Regions from separate parts of the Mus musculus genome. Here region 1 is linked to region 2. The links are chromatin loops, found by intact Hi-C in ENCODE. Cell type or tissue: left cerebral cortex. All regions are shown on one strand.

Region 1 (8,000 bases), 150 kb before region 2:
CTGTTGTCTTTGTTTGCTTTGCGTTGAATACCACCTCCCCCTGACTCCCAAAGCCTCATCTCAAAGATGAGGGGGTGGAGCCTATAGGAGGTGGCCAGTTTCTGAGAGTATGGTTTTCATGAATACAGTTAGTGCCCTCATGAAACAAGTCCCAGGGAGTATCTTTGCCCTTCCCATCATGCACACACAGACACAACCGTAGGTTGCCCTTATGACACCGAACCCCCAGGACTAGGACCTTGGATGTGCAGCCTCCTGAAAGGTTATCAGTGCATTGCTTTTGTTTACAAACCGCTCCCTTTATGTAGCAGCAGCACAGGTTGACTAAGATTCAGACCACAATCACAGAAATTAACCTATTTTGATAGTTTGTATATTCTGTCTATATACAAGATGTGGCCTCTTCCACAGAACATCGCTCTCCTAGTTTGCTTTCTATTATTGAGACAAAACACTCTGTCAGAAAGCAACTTGAGGGGTAAAGGGTCATGTGTTTACAGGTCCAGGACAGACGATCATTGAGAGCATATAAGGCAAGGGCCTGGACTCAAGAACCGAAGCAGAGGCCACGGGAACATGGCTTTCTAGCTTGCTCTCCTGACTCGTGTTCAGCTACCTTTTAAATACCTCCTAGGACCATCTGTCCAGGAGTAGCATCACCCACAGTGGGCTCGACCCTCCAGCATAAATTATTAACTAGAAAAAAAAAATGTCCAATAGACTTGCTTCTAGGCCAGCATAAAGGAGGCATGTTCTCATGATGTTCCTTCTTCCTAGATGCCCCACACTAATGTCAAGTTGACAACAACTGACTGTCACAACCACCTTTCATCCCCCAGTTACTTGTGAAAAGATTTTTGGATCTATGCTGAATATTGAAATATCAGTTTTAATTTGTAATGTGAAAGGCTTTATTTCATTTTCCTGTGTCTAATATTCTCATATGGAAAAATATACTGCAATACAAAATGTGTTTGCACATTCTTTTTATAGGTGATTGTGTGTGTTGTATTGTGTTCCTGTGTTGCATGTTTATGTGTGTGTGTGCATGCTCATGTGAGACAGTGTATATATGCTCATGTGAGACAGTATGTGCATGCCCAGGCTTAGGGCTCCCATTACTGGAGAAGCTGTGTGTCCACTCTGGCCATTTACTGCCCATGTGGAAAAATCTTTCATCTTTTGTGTTGCTTCTGAGTGGCAAATATATGCTTGTTGCATTATGCTCGAGTAGTCTTACATCAAAACTTGTCCTCTGTGGAGAAAAAAAATATATATTAATTATGTTTTGGATTGACTTCATAGACATCTGGGAGCATAATTTAAATAAAAACTATACCCGAGACTCACAATGTTATTATTCTTATTTGATTTTTAACCCTCAGAATTTTCCAGCCCGACAGCCAAACCAACATTTGGGAAGATTTGTAGTTCTCTGGAGCTGAAGCCAACCCATTGCTCTGCCCAAAGGGAAAGGTTCAGAATCCTGGAACTCAAAAGAAGCCCCACTCTCAGCAACTGTCTCCAACATTGCCCACACCCAGTGACCTCTGTCCACCTGTAGGCTGGCCTTGGAGCTAATGCATGTTTGAGATACTGCTTGCTTCTTGGGCATCCATCTTGCCCTGTGTCCCCCTGACATTGTTCACACAGTTCTGAGAAAACCTCCTATATGCCACTTCCACTGTTACCCAGACCTGAGGCAGAAGAACGTGGGTCATCAGATGACATAACTCTGAATGCCATCACTAGTAAGCCCCACCCCCAGGTTTCTAAAACTAGGCATTTTATGTATGGAAAACCTGCCCATGGATGGGTGGGATGAAAAACTCCCAAATTCTGCAACCTCGGTGATGCCCAAACCATCAAGCTTCCTTTGACTTCTTTATTGTTGTGGAATTAAGTGTATATATCCAGTATAATATACATCAGTACACACACATATAGAGGCAGACACATACACATACCATCATCACCATCATCACTATCACCATCACCATCACCACCACCATCACCACCATCATCATCCTTATCCTACGTCCAATCATCCAAAGAGCACTTTATATGTCCATATCATAGTCAACCACAGACCCCACCTCTCTCCTTGTCTCTCTAAGTCTATTCTCTACATTCCTAATTGCATTTTCTGGGTGACCAGGTAGATTTCTGTAGGAAGAATTAACCAGGCATCAGGGAAAACACAATCTCTTCCTTTCAGTTCAACACCTCTGAGAACTGTCAAAAGTCCATAAAGCAGATGCAGGTGCCCCACAGACATGGTGCATTGCACTTCCTGCTCCCATATCTCCATGGTTCTGGGGCTGGAACCACAGGACACACTTACGCTATTACCTGAGGCCTGGGTCTCCACAGGGCAATGGATCAGCAGGGTGGAATCAGTTGCATTCCTGGAAGTCATCACTCCATCAGAACAGTTATCAGGAAATAGCTCAATATATGCCGAGAAGGCTGTGAAATGCCCCACCAGGTCCAAATTAAATATCTTTCCAATTACATTCTCCCTTGGCCAGCTCCTCCAAGTGCACAAAGCTATCTCAGGGCCCCAAGAAACTAAATGAGGTATTTAGAGACAGCAGTGTGGTGGAAAGAGAGAAAAGGTAGCCATTTGTTCACCTCGGGATGAGGTCATGCTCACACCTCCTTAGGAACAGTGTTGCATACACCCGTGGCCATAGGATTTTACAATATCTGCTAAAGGAGATGATGAAACCAAAGTATTCCAACTCCAAGGAAAGACAGAAGTAAGGAGTCTGGCCAGCAGGGAGAAGTTTGTTCAGTGAAGAGCAGAGGGCTAGAAAAACATTTGAAAGGAAGCCAAGGACAGACAAGGGAGGAACGCCAACTTCAGACGTCAGCTGAAAGCAGGAAGTCTTAATGGTTGGGATGTGCAGGGTCTAATCTGAGAGTATCTGCTGTTAGTGCCATACTTTGAAATATGGTTTGGGAATCCTGGCCAGGTGACAGGGAGGGTGTCTCCAGAATTCTATGAATAGTGCTATGGTCTGAATCTGAAATACCCCACAGTGCTGTTTTGAATGTTGTGGACCTTTAAGAAGTGGGGCCTGGCTGGTGGAAACAGGTTACCAGGAACAAGCCTTTGAAGGTTCTAGCTACTCTCTGCCTCCTGGTCCACCATGATATGAACAGCTCCACTCCCCACTCCTGGATGCAGTGCTTCTCCGTATCTTTTCTGCAATAATGTGAGCCAAGTAAGCCGTTCCTTTGCAACAATGTTTCTGTTGGGCAGTCTGGCACAGTGACATCATGCCTAACACATAAGCCCTTCATCCGCTACAATGTTTCTACTGCATTTTCTGCTACAGTGACCCACAATGCCTAACACAGACAAGAACAATAGGATAATGGCTGAAACACAGATTGTCCTCAATGCAATGCCCACTTTCTTCTCCTTTACTGCCCATGCCTACTCTTGGTCTTGATGTAAGCTTTCTCTCTACAAATTTCCACTCTTTTCTGTGTTCATTTAGACCTGCTTCACAGCCCCTAGACTCCCAGGGAATGTACTGATTCCTCATAGCATGGTTCCATGTTGAACTTCCATTCACTGGTTAAGGTTCCTATATGTCTTCTAAGGGATGGCAGGCATGGCTGCAAGAGAAACTGAAGAATTTCCACCTCTGGGAATACGGGAATAGGGAGGGCCTAACTGGTGGAAAAGCCATCTGGGCAGCTAAGTGCATAGATGAGAGGGGGTACATTCTAAAGAGAATACTGATGTTCCTAGGCAGATGAAATGGGTATGTTGATCAGCAGGAGAAGCAGGAGAACCTGCCTCATGGTCCTCTCTATGTGTCACAGAATGGACACATTCAGCTTGAGAAACGTGAGCATGGCAGATTAGCCACCAGCACCAAGCTTTGCTTAAAAGCATGTTGTTCCCTTTGATACCTGGAAACAGAAGAAAGTCTCCCCTGGTTGATCTCATACCCTGGACTAGTACTCGTTATCCAAGACTACCACTTGCCAGCCACCCTATTATAACAGCACTCTGTGTTCATGGCTAACACTTTAGAAATGGGCAATTGCTCTGTATAGTGTTTGGGCTCCTCACCTATCTGAAATATAAATTGCCCACTTGGGGTATTTCTTTTATAGCACAAATGGACTAAGATACCCAATGGACGTGTGCTGTGGCAGAGTCAAAAGGAGGAAGTGAGTGAGCAATCTGCTTCCATCTCTCTCCACTTCCTGATGTAGATGCTTGTGAGCAGGTGCCTCAAGCTCCTGCTGCCAGGCCTCCCCTCAAACTGTGAGCCAAGACAAACCCTTCCTTCCTTCCTTCCTTCCTTCCTTCCTTCCTTCCTTCCTTCCTTCCTAAGTTGCTTTTGTCAGGGTTTTGATGATAGCAATGAGCAACTAGAGAAGGGGAGAAGGCTCAGTTGAGAAAGTACTTGCTGCTCAAACATGACGACATGAGTTTGGGTCCTCAGAACCCATGTAAAAGCCAGATATGAAGTTACCTATCTGTAAACCATAGCACTGGGAGGTAGTCAGCCAGGCTCAGTGGCCAGACACTATAGCAGAATCAGGAAGCTCTGGGTTCAGTGAGACAAGGTGTCAAAAAAAAAAAAAAAAAAAAAAAAAGAGAGAGAAATTCACCCTAGAAGCCAACTTCTGACCTATATGTACACATGCACACAAACACAGGAATTCACACACATTCACATGTACACACACACATATGAGAGAGAGAGGGAGGATTGAGAATTGGGATAAACGGAATGTCTGGTAAGGATATTGAGGTTGGGGGTGGGACTGGAAGGTGGCTAGGGAGGCAGAGGCAGACACTGCCAGGATGCAGACAGGGTTTCCAAACTGAGGCATGGTTAATTTGGGTTTGAAATGTCTTTGTTCTGCAGGCCAGAACTTTAGTGTAAACCTGGCACTGGGAATCAGCTAGAACGGAAGCAAACAGTCCTAATTCAGCCGCATTTTGAGCTTCTTGGAAAGAAACCACAGCAGTGAGGGGGCGGTTCTCGGCCACATCCCAGGGCCTGGGTGGTTTTCTGCTAGTGCTTCATCCCGGGACTTGAAAATTTCAAGTAGACCTTACCTTAGCTCTTCAAGGGTAATGTATAATGTCTCTATCGTTCAAATAAGGGCATTCAGAGCTGCAGGGTCTTGCCCTGGTAGTAAAGTGTTCTCTGCCACTGACCTATATTTATAGTACCTGATTCTCTGAAACGGAGCCACTGTGTAGCTCAGACTGGGTAGCAAAGTGTTCTAGAACTGAGCTACATTCATACATGGTTCTCTGATACGAAGTAGCCCAGACTGGCCTCAACTCATAACCTAACCTTTTGTCCCAGATTCTTGTGTGCTGGATTACAGGCACACACCACCCCACTTTACCTGGTTTTGGTTTTGTTTTATACAGAGAGTTATGCCTTTTTATGGAATTTTTTTCTGAATGAAATTGTTTTGGTTTCTCTTTCCCTCCCGCATACTCTTCCCACTCTGCGCCCCCCCCCCCACTCCCAGCACCCTTCTTTCTGCTTCCATGACACGTGCCCTTCCCCTTCTTCCCTCCCCCTTTGTGGACCCTTGCCTAATTTCAAAGTTTACTTCCTCGTCTCCTTATTTACACACAGACAGACATTAACAGTTAGGATCCATGTATGAAAGACCAACATGTGACCCTCTGAGTCTGGGTCCCTTAGCCAAATGTAATATTTTTGAGATCTACTCAAGTCCCTGAAAATTCCATAATTTCACTGTTCTTCGTGGCCGAATAAAATTCCATTGTTTATTTACCACTTTTTCACTATCCAGTCCTCAGTTGATGGGCATCTAGGCTGACTTCATTTCTTGGATACTATGAATAGAGCAATCGTGAACACAGATGTACAAGTGTCTCTGTGGTAGATGCAGTGTCCTTTGGTGTGTGGGTAGGAGTGGCATAGCTGGTTTAGTGTATCACACATAGAAGGGAATCTCCCCTGTCCCTCAATCACCATGATTAGTGGTCACCATACTTCCCCTCTGATCCTTCCCCTAGGTCCAGGAAATGGTTTCTCTACAGGGCTGGATTCTCCGTCGTACCACACAAGGAACATAAACAGGCTTATTCACCTTTTCTGTCCTGGCTGCCAGGGTGGAAGGAGTGGGCTGAACAGTTAGTTGTCTTTAAAGAACCTTCCCTGGGTGCCGTGAACACCGTTGAAGAAGAGATTTTGCTACTTGCCAGCAATGAGCCAACCACCTTGTGGGTGAGTCTGTCCTGCTTGCTGATACTCCTAACTGACCTCAGGCCTTTGGCAAAGTTCTCAGCAGAGGTGCCGGCTCCCCTTTACAGACACATCAGCTCACAGACGCCAGGGCAGTCCTGTGTGCCCCAATGCAGCTTCACTAAGATCTAAGAGAGAGAGAGCTGAGATGGTGTGCTAGCACTTACCCAGAATTCCCTGGGAACCTGAGGAGATGGGAAGGTGAGCAGGTGTCAAGACCAGCAGGAACCTGACATAGAGACACACACGTACACACACACACACACACACACACACACACACACACACTCAACTGATTAACAAATCCTTGGGGTGGTAATCATAGAATATGAGAACATACAACATACTTCAAAAAGAAATCTGGGAGAGAGGACTCTTGATATTTTCATCCCAAAGAAATGTCTCCTGATTGAGGACACAAATACCCATATCTGGATGTGAGCAACACACAATATAGACATGTATTGAGGTGCCATGGGCACTCATAAATATGTTAAAGCTTTATGTGCCAACTATCAAATGCCCAATTTTAGCAAACACGGTGGCCTGTGCCTCATTGAAGCCCTCTGGATGCTGAGACCTGAGGACTGTTTCCAATTTGAGCCCAGCCTTGGTCCGCTGTCCATCCCCCATGGCTTACAGGGCAGCTGTTCCCTCTGTGACTTCCTTTAAAATCTTGGAGACCTGAAAATGGGTTATCTCTGTCTGAGGAAGGAAATGGCAGGCCACTCTGCATGACTCTTCCAGTGACACAGTTCTGTCTGTCTGAGCACTAAGCCTGAGCTACAAGCACAGGCCACTGGGGGGAGGGGAAGGAGGAATGGCGGAGGGTGGGGATAAAGACGTCTTGAGTCAATGGCTTGACAAAATTCTGCCCCTCCCTCCTTTTTTCCCCCCTGTGTTCACCTACGCAGTTTGTCCAGTGCCAGATGCTATACTCAGTGCCAGGGTTGGGGAATGGCCAATCTGCTCTTTTCAGCTGAATAGTAGCAGTGTACTTGGAGCAAGACTCAGCCATGTATAATGCACGGAGTCATCCCTTCCCGCTTCTTTCCCCAAAGAAAATTTTCTGTGCATGTGTGAGAGTACATATCTCTGTGTTCATGTGTTTATGGGTGCACATGTATATGTGTACGTGTAGGTCATAGGACAACCTCTGACCTCAGGATGCCCTTCCTTGTGCCCTATCTACCTTTTCTTGAGGCACGGTCTCTCACTGACCAGGCACACACTACTTGACGTATGCTGGATGGTCAGAGAATCTTATGGTCTTCATCTCTTCAGTGCTGGGATCACAAGTGCCTACCACAATGTTTTGTTTTGTTTTGTTTTGTTTTGTTTTCTTTTGTTTTAAACTGGAATTCTGGGTCTTCAATCATTTAATTGGCGCAGCTCTCTACCCAGCCTCAAGCAGGGAATCTGTTGAGGTGTCTCAACTGGAATAAGAAGGGACATAGCTGTCACTGGGTGAGCTGTATGCGTGACCTGTCTAGGTGGTGACTTGGTGATTTTGCTGCCTGGCCATGGTTGAAAGGTTGAAGTCAGCTCTATACTTCTCAGATTGCTCACAGGGGTGGCACTTGCAGTATGCAGGGCTCACAGGAGCACCAACATGTGTCCCCCAGAGAGGATGTCAGGTCTAGAACCAGTTGTCATACATGCTGTGACTGGGGAATAGACAGATGTCATGGCTGACCTTCGCTGTCTAATTCAGTAGACTAGGAAACACCT
Region 2 (8,000 bases):
TGTGGAGACCCTGCATTTGGTTCCCAACACAACACAGAGAGAGAGAGAGAGAGAGAGAGAGAGAGAGAGCGAGAGAGAGAGAGCAATGGAGAGCCTGAATAACAAGCGAAAGCCAAAGCAATGTTTTTAAATAAGCATATTTGTACTATAAGTCCAAACACACCTATAAAATAATTTGATAAGAAATTTGACTATGTCACTTACATCATTAAAAAAAATCTATACATTCAGGGGCCACCCAGGTGGCTCAGTAAGTAAAGAAACCAGCAAACCAGAAGACCTGAGTTCAGTCCCTGAGACCCACATAGTAGACAAGAACTGACTCCTAAAGTTGTCTGACCTCCACATAGGAGCTGCAGTACTTATACACACATACATACATACATACATACATACATACATACATATATACATACAGAGAGAGACAGACAGAGACAGACAGAAACAATGTTTTAACGTTTATATATTCATGCTAGCCCCCAAAAAGACAGTCCTTTCGTAACTACCCATTGGGAAATGGGACATTGCCTCATCCTTGGGGTTTCACGAAGCACCAACCTTCTACCCACTGCCTACTGGCCCCAGCCAAGGCTGCTCTTCCTATCAAGAGAGTCCTGTGAGGGTCCACTAGACCCGGGCAGTCAGCCAGTCCCCGGGAGTAGACATCCTTAGGCACTTGAGAGCCATGGAAAGGACACACCATCCCCCTAGTGTTTCTGTGGCAACACCAGTTTGTTATGTATACTTCCATTCAGTAGCACTTAGAGATTGGGGAAGGGTTTAGTATCTTCATGATTGTACACAGGCGTTGTTCCATTTCATCTAGCCAAATGGTGTCCCTGGCTACAACAGTCTAATGATAAAGGGTAGGTGACACTGTCAATGGGGGCTGTAATCCTGCCAAGAATAAAACCAGCTGAAGCACTGGAAAGAAAAAAAAAGAAAACCAGGCTGAGCTGTGGGGCCAGTGATCACCCTTGAACCCAGTCATGCACTAGTGCTTTCTGAAGGAGCATCTTCCGGGTCAGAATCCCTAACTCCACCTGAGAACTGTCCTCAGCACCTCCTCTGATATCAGCCTACCATAAAACGAGAAGAAACACAACAGACACATTCCTACCCAGAGAGGATGATTTAACACGTGCTTGCTGGGACTTCTTATAAAAGCGGAAATATAAAATCCTTACTGCAGCAGCACAGGTCTCTGAGCTGCCAGGTGACCCCCTAGCAAGTCCTGTGGCTTTACTGCAGTTTCTTTAGCATTTTGGATGCGCTAGTCGAACGCCATAGCACTAGGAGCCAAATAGCGTCATACAATTAAGGTGGAAAACATCGCATAAATGCAACGGAGGCCAGGGCTTAAATAGCCACATATGGTTTCACAAAACGTACTCCGGATCATCAGCCAGCAGTAAAAACACACAGGAGGGAGATGGTCTGGCTGGAAATGAACTGCAAATTGATAAACATGTAGTTGCTAATGCGGTGTTTATTATTTTTTACTGGGATAAAAATTAACTTGTGCAGCCTTGGCTAGCCAGCGGCTTGAACTCTACCATCTGGGTAGTGGAATCGGCTGTTTCTGGAACTCCAGGTTACAAGTTAGTGTTGCCAGACCGTATTCGTGAACAGGTCCTGCATGTCCAGATAGCAGAATGGAGAGAGGTTTCAGCAAAACACCATAGAACCTGTCAGGGCAGCAAAGAGGACTACCAGGAGGGAGCCACTCTGTTTTGAATTTGTACATGTACCTGTGTATGTCACACTGACATATGTGTGTCAGTGCATGGGGAGGTCAAAGATCAACCTTGGCTATCATTCTTTGGGAGCCATCCATCCTGTGTTCTGAGACAGGGTCTCTCACTGGCTCTGCGCTCACCTATTAAGCTACTAGGTTGACTGGCCAGCAAGACCCAGAGAGCTGTTTCTACTTTCCTAGCACTGGGCTTGCAAGCACATGTCACCAAACAGTTTTTTATGTGAGTTCTGGAGGATTGAACTCAGGTCTTCGTGCTTGTGTGGCCAGTACATTACCGACTGAGCCATCTTGCCAGTAGTAATCCCACATTTCAAGTGGAGAAGGAGGCTGGCAACTTCCTGGAAAATCACCTTCACCTCAGGAAGCCAGACAGGCTGCAAATCCTGGCCTTCTAGAGAGGCAAAGAAGAGATTGCAAGGGATGCAGGGACTGGGGGATGGGGTGTGTGAGTGTGTGTGTGTGTGTGTGCAGGAAGATCATGAGGGCACTGGGGGCAAGCCTGAGCAAGCACAGCCAGTCATGTGACAACCCCAGCAGCTGCCCCAGCTGCAGAGCTGACCTCTCTGTCCCCAGGGGCCCTTTGTCATCAGCTGGATCAATTTACTTCAGCTACAGTGTCCTCACAAGCAGGGACTGAATTATGACTCGTGGAAATCCCCTCTGTACCAAGGAATCAGGTAGCTTTCAAACTCCCAACAATTAATGGCTCTTTTGGTCAAAGGAGAACATGAGGCAGGGAGGCGTTGGAGGAGGGGAGAGCAGCAAGCAGCGCTCTGGGTCTCCGAACAGGCTGTTCAGTTTCTAGTAAATTAGAAGGGGTGGATGGTGGAGGTACCAGTAATGTTACCCTGTAGAATGCGGTCTCCTTTGACGTCAGTGAGATGCTTCTCTCCCTTTCTCCTTTTGCCCTCCTTCCTCTCTCCTTTCCCTTCCTGTGTCCCTCCCTCCTCCCAACATCTTTACACGTCACAGAGTCATGCTGAAAACAGCTCTGAGTTTTACAACACAGCTTCCAGACGCAGAAGATCCCCCCACCCCCACCCCCCACCCCACCCTGACAACACTGCAGGGCAGAATGCAGGCTGTAGTGGGAGGCAGACAAAAAATAAAAATGTTCATGTGACTCAAAGCAGGAAGCAGGACACATTGCTGGGAGGAGGCGTCACCACCACAGGCTGTGCATTCCTGCCTTGCCTGGCCAGGTTAGCCATCCCCTCCAAGGGAGCATTCCTCTGTGGCAAGAACACACACTGGTCTCAGACAATCCTGAAATAGAATCTTGACGAGCATGCGCCCTGCTCTGAGGCCACTCAGCCTGGTGTCCTGGCTCCCCCTGTCTCTTCCCAGGAGATGTGTTCTCCACACATCAAACAGTAGCAGCTGCCCCCTTGTCAGAACGGAGCTAGTGAAAATAGCATTGCAAGGCTGGCCAAGCACTCTAGATCCAGACCAGAAATGCTGCTGTTTTTATTTAAATTGCACCTGCATATACCCACACACATACATAATGCATGTGTGCATACACAGGTTCATGCACATATGCACATGCACGATTACACATGCACTCACATGGACACACATGCATGACTGCTTCCACAGAGCATGCTGTGGGTATTAGAGGGGGTTGCTTTCTGGGTGGCTAGTCTCAAAAAGTCTACTTGTTTCTGGAGTAAAAGGACTCTAGTTTTCTGGGGTTTTTGTTTTTTGTTTCCCTCAGGCAGCTTTTTTTGCAGCTGGTTTGTATATGCATTTGGTTTGTATATGCATTATATATATGAATATGATGTGACTCTTTGAAGAAAGAATCATATATAATATGAAGGTAGAACTGGGTCTATATGGGAAAGGAGAACTTAAAGGAGGTGGGGGGAGAGGAGGTGGGGGAGAGGAGATGGGGAGGGAAGTCAGGAAAGGGAAGGGAGTGGGAGAGGGGTGAGGGAGGGGAATGAGGGAAGAAAGATAAAATGTCATATGTCTTCTCTCATGTATGGAACTAGATTTAGCTATATTCACATATATAAATGGCATAAAAGCGGCAAGTCTTAGAGGAAAGGGAGAGGGGGACAATGAGTGAGTAGTGGAGGAAGGATGGGGGAGGATAATAAGGAAACAAATACAAAGTATATGGATGAAAATGTCATCATGTGAAATCCATTATTTTATATACTAAAAAAATACTTCAATGAATTAAAAATAAATAAATAGTTTTTATGGGATAAGACCTTGACCCCAAGGCTTTGTCCTAATAGGCACCAATGAGGCCCCAGATGGGGTTGGGTGTAAAAGCAGAGAGCAAGCGTGAATATCCTGCTGGCCCCACCATCCTCTGCTCTAGAAAGCAAGGGTATCAGGAGGCTTCAGAACAGGGAGCATTTTGTAAGCCAGTGTCCCAAACAGTCTTACAGGCATGAGGTCATGGGGGAAAACACATACACAGAAAGAAGAGAAATTTTGGAATCTATTCCAAAATTAGAGGGGGAAGATAATGAAATGTGTGTGCATGCACCCTCAGTCTGGGGAACCAGAGACTGTATGAAATTGCCATGAGCAGATAAAGCCATTCAGTAAGAGACGGAGTCCAACTCACCGCAAAGATATATTTAACATGCGTAGATGGATGGATGGGCAGCTGAACAAAGAGAATGAATTGTTTTAGAAAACAAAGATGGTAAACAGGACTCAAAGCTTTTGGGAGGGGCTGGGCAGGTTTGGGAAATAACAGTGTGTGAGTTAACAATGAAGAACATTCTAACCCCATACCCGGGGGTGGATGGAAGTGGGTGTGTCTAACCAAAGGCAAATCCGTGTGCCTTCCATGGGAACAGTGGGCCTTTATGTGGTCCTGTGTACCGGAGTCCTGCCTCTCCTGTCATGACACCCATTGGCTATTGTTGAGAGGGGGTGACTACCCTTCTGCTTACCTACAATGCAAACGTTCCAAGAGGCCTGTAGGAGGCTGAACTCTGACACAGGGAGTTAAAGCCAGCTTCCTCACTCTTCTTCTCTCTTCCTCACCTGGAAAATGAAGGCACAGAAGGAAGTTAGGATGGAAAGAAATGGTGGCCACCTGCATGTAACCTTCCAGTACTGCTTGAGAGCTCTGAGTCCCGGGGGCACACACTAAGGGCTGGACTGACAGCAAGGGAGTAGGCATCTTGGCTGGGAACAGCCTGCTAAAGGCTCTCACTTCTTCACTGTATCCTCACGGGGACTTCTTCCTCACAGGAGACCTACCTAACTGTTTTGGGGTCACTGCAGAGGTGCTTCACACAGTGGGGCTCCTTTATGTCCTTTCAAATGCATCTATTGTATGGCAGTTTTCTCTAAACCAAGCCACTCTATCTCAGAGGAGAGTTAAGATTCCGAAAGTAAAATGAAGCTTTCAAGGCTCCAGAAAAAAAAAAAAAAAAAAAAAAACAAGAAAAAGACAACAACAACAACTCACAAATCTCATGAAGTTCCTAAGACTTACAAGATACACAATGCTTCTCCCAAAGGCTATATGAGCAGAAACATTTACTGGGGAGAAGAGACTTTCCCACCAGTCAAGCTGCCTTCAAGTGGTATGGGAAGCTCCAGAGATAGAGCTTCTGGGAATCATTGCACATACTGGAATGGGACTTCTAGTGCTACAGCTTCCTTTGAGTCATCCAGGAGCCTAGAAGTAACACTTCCATCACCCTTGCTCATTGATTGCTTCATCGAGTTGGACTTCAGGGGAATTGTTACTCTGGTCTGTCACTGGTACTCTACCAAGGATGAATTTTTTTCATATCTTATTAGCATAACATGTTAATGTCTTGATCCACAGATGTGCACAAGGCAGCATGTTCCTGCCATGGCACATGCTCTCAACTCAAGTCTCATGTTAGACATTTTCCTGAGAAAGGTAGTGATTGAGATGAGGGCCCAGTGAGGGACCCAAGCGGAGATCCTGCATGGACAGCATTTTCCTCAGATCACAAGGAAAGAAGGAGCCTGATCCTTCCCCCATCCTATGCCGCTCAACAGACTGACTCTACCAACCTACCTGTCCCAATAAGAACATTGACTCTTAGCAGGAATTCCACCATGAGCTTCATGGGTATGCTATTTCCCGAATAAGGGGATGGACACATAGCTGCTGGCAGGTGTTCAAGTAAAGGCTTCACAAAGATGTCAGATAACAGCACAGGGGCCAGTCTGTGTATTTGTGGTATGAGTAAAGGTGATAAGCAGATGTTGTCCTGGTTACCTGACCTGGCTTGTCCCACTCATGCAGGACCACGGCTTCCAGTGTCCCTGCAAAGCAGGACCAATGGCAGCCCACACATGCAGAGCTATATGGTGATGATCCTGGATGGATAGACTTAGGATGCTAAGCTTGTCCTCTGTCCACTGAGGGTGATCACAGCTCATGTAACACATGGAGAGCTCTTGGAGCCTTTGCAATGTAGGGCTTGGAGAAGACCCTAAATAACTGGAGTCCATTTTTATTGCTATTACTGAGGTCCCTGTGGTTTGGCCTTGAGTAACTAATGATATTCGCTGAGAAGATTTTTATGAGCCAAGCATACTACATATGTGCTGTCTACCTACGTTGACCTGAAAGGTGGGTATTGAGTTCTCCATTTCGCAAACGGAGAATCTGAAGCTCGAAGCAGGTAAATGGCATGCCCTACGTCACACAGACAGCTAGTGATGAAGGGACAGCTCATATTAAGGTTAAGACAAGTTTTCTTCCTAAGAAGGCAGGCCAACAAAGGCAGAGGAAGGCATGTATTTCAGGAAAGCACAGAGTGACTATGCCAAAGGCTATCCTTCCCTCCTCTCGACTCGTGTTTGTGTGTGTGTGTGTGTGTGTGTGTGTGTTCACCTTCAGCCTGGAACAGCACTTTTGGCAGGCTCACTCATCTACCACATTCAACGTCCACATTCAAAACTGATCTACCAAAATGCTCTTTTCTCAAAGGATGTGATGATACATCATTACCACCCAGCACTCAAGAGATAGAAGTAAATGGATCTCTATAAGTTCAAGGGCAACGTGGTCTACATAGAGAGTTCCAGGCCAGGATAGGACATAAACCAGGGTCAGTCTGGTCATGAGCACGGTGATTAATGTGGTAAGTCACTTCAAAAAAATAATAAAATAATAAAATTAAATTAAATTAAAAAAAAAAAAGCTCAACAACCAACCAAGTCCATTGGAAAGAAGCATCGGATATCTGGGTGATGACAAATTAGTTTTGGATCATCACCAAGAGAAATCAAGGGGCTAGGGAGGGTATTCAACTGATAAAGTAACTGCCTTGCATATTTAAGGATCTGAGTTTGACTCCCAGAGTCTTCATTTGAAAAGCCAAGTGTGGCATGCTTGCATTCCCAATGCTAAGGAGGCAGATACTGGCTAGGCCATCTTGCCTATTTGATGAGTTCCAAACCAATGAGGGATGCTATCTTAACAACAACAACAACAACAACAACAACAACAACAAAGTGGGGGAGGGGAAAGGTAGAGAGAACCTGAAGAAATCAGCCAAAGTTGTCCTCTGCCCTGTGTATGCACACCAACATACGAATGCACACATGCACATGAAGAAGAAAGCAAGGAGGGAGGAGGGAGAAAGAGAGAGAAGAAGGAAAGAAGAAAGGAGGGAGTGAAGGGAGACAGGAAATCAGGAAGTGACATGCTTCCCTGAAGCAGGATTCGTGTCTCTCCTTTATCTGAGGAAAAGCTGACAAGCCCAAAGTCTCCACTGAACAGAAAGAAGTCAGCCCAGATGGACCTCCAGCAACCACAATTGAACTGCAATAAAAATGGCCTTCAGGGAGTGGGGTGACCAATGGTGCTTCCAATGGAGACTCCTTGTTGCTTTCCCTTCTTGGCAAAGTCGTGTCTGTGGAAGCCAGTGTCTTAGAACCCAAACACCATCATTACAGCAGACCAAACTTCCCATCAGAAAATCAGCTGTGAATCACACATAAGCAACTAAGCCACCGGAGGGAAGCGAGAGCATGAGGGTTGTGTTTACTGGTAGTTGAAACCTAGCAAACGGGGAACATTTTCTGATTACTGCTCATGTTCCCAAACATCACCTCCCAGACCATTGCTAGGGCTCTCTCTCAGGAAGGCTCCTGCACTTTAGTGTTTACAGGAACCTGGCACTTAGCAACTGGCAAGTGGGTTGTCTTTAAGGCTGAGTCATGTCAAACAAAGCCTTTCAGCTAAGGGTCACTTACCTGAGCCCTCATCGGCTAG

Evidence for each region. A loop is a pair of places that touch in the nucleus more often than their neighbours do. Peaks named below come from ENCODE experiments on the same cell type or tissue, not always from the same donor. Only the 100,000 strongest peaks of a DNase experiment are listed, where the experiment ranks them.
Region 1: a loop joins it to region 2, with 4 times the contacts of the local background. A loop is called at or near these places in 3 of 42 quality-filtered maps.

The regions. Positions count from the first base shown.
Region 1 is chr8:126,689,624-126,697,623 of GRCm38, forward strand. No RefSeq gene overlaps it. Among named protein-coding and RNA genes, the nearest start is that of Gm31603, 36 kb to the right of the region's middle. In left cerebral cortex, no CTCF peak of the experiment used is centred here; DNase peaks (open chromatin) are centred at 2,866, 4,970, 6,078 and 7,071; H3K27ac peaks cover 1,055 bases.
Region 2 is chr8:126,836,866-126,844,865 of GRCm38, forward strand. It overlaps Gm31718 (a long non-coding RNA gene), which reads right to left. Exons shown (of 8, transcript XR_879375.3): 2 at 7,982-8,000; 3 at 4,681-4,774; 4 at 4,347-4,388. Among named protein-coding and RNA genes, the nearest start is that of A630001O12Rik, 8.2 kb to the right of the region's middle. In left cerebral cortex, a CTCF peak has its summit at 3,095; DNase peaks (open chromatin) are centred at 1,675 and 2,911; H3K4me3 peaks cover 303 bases; H3K27ac peaks cover 1,794 bases.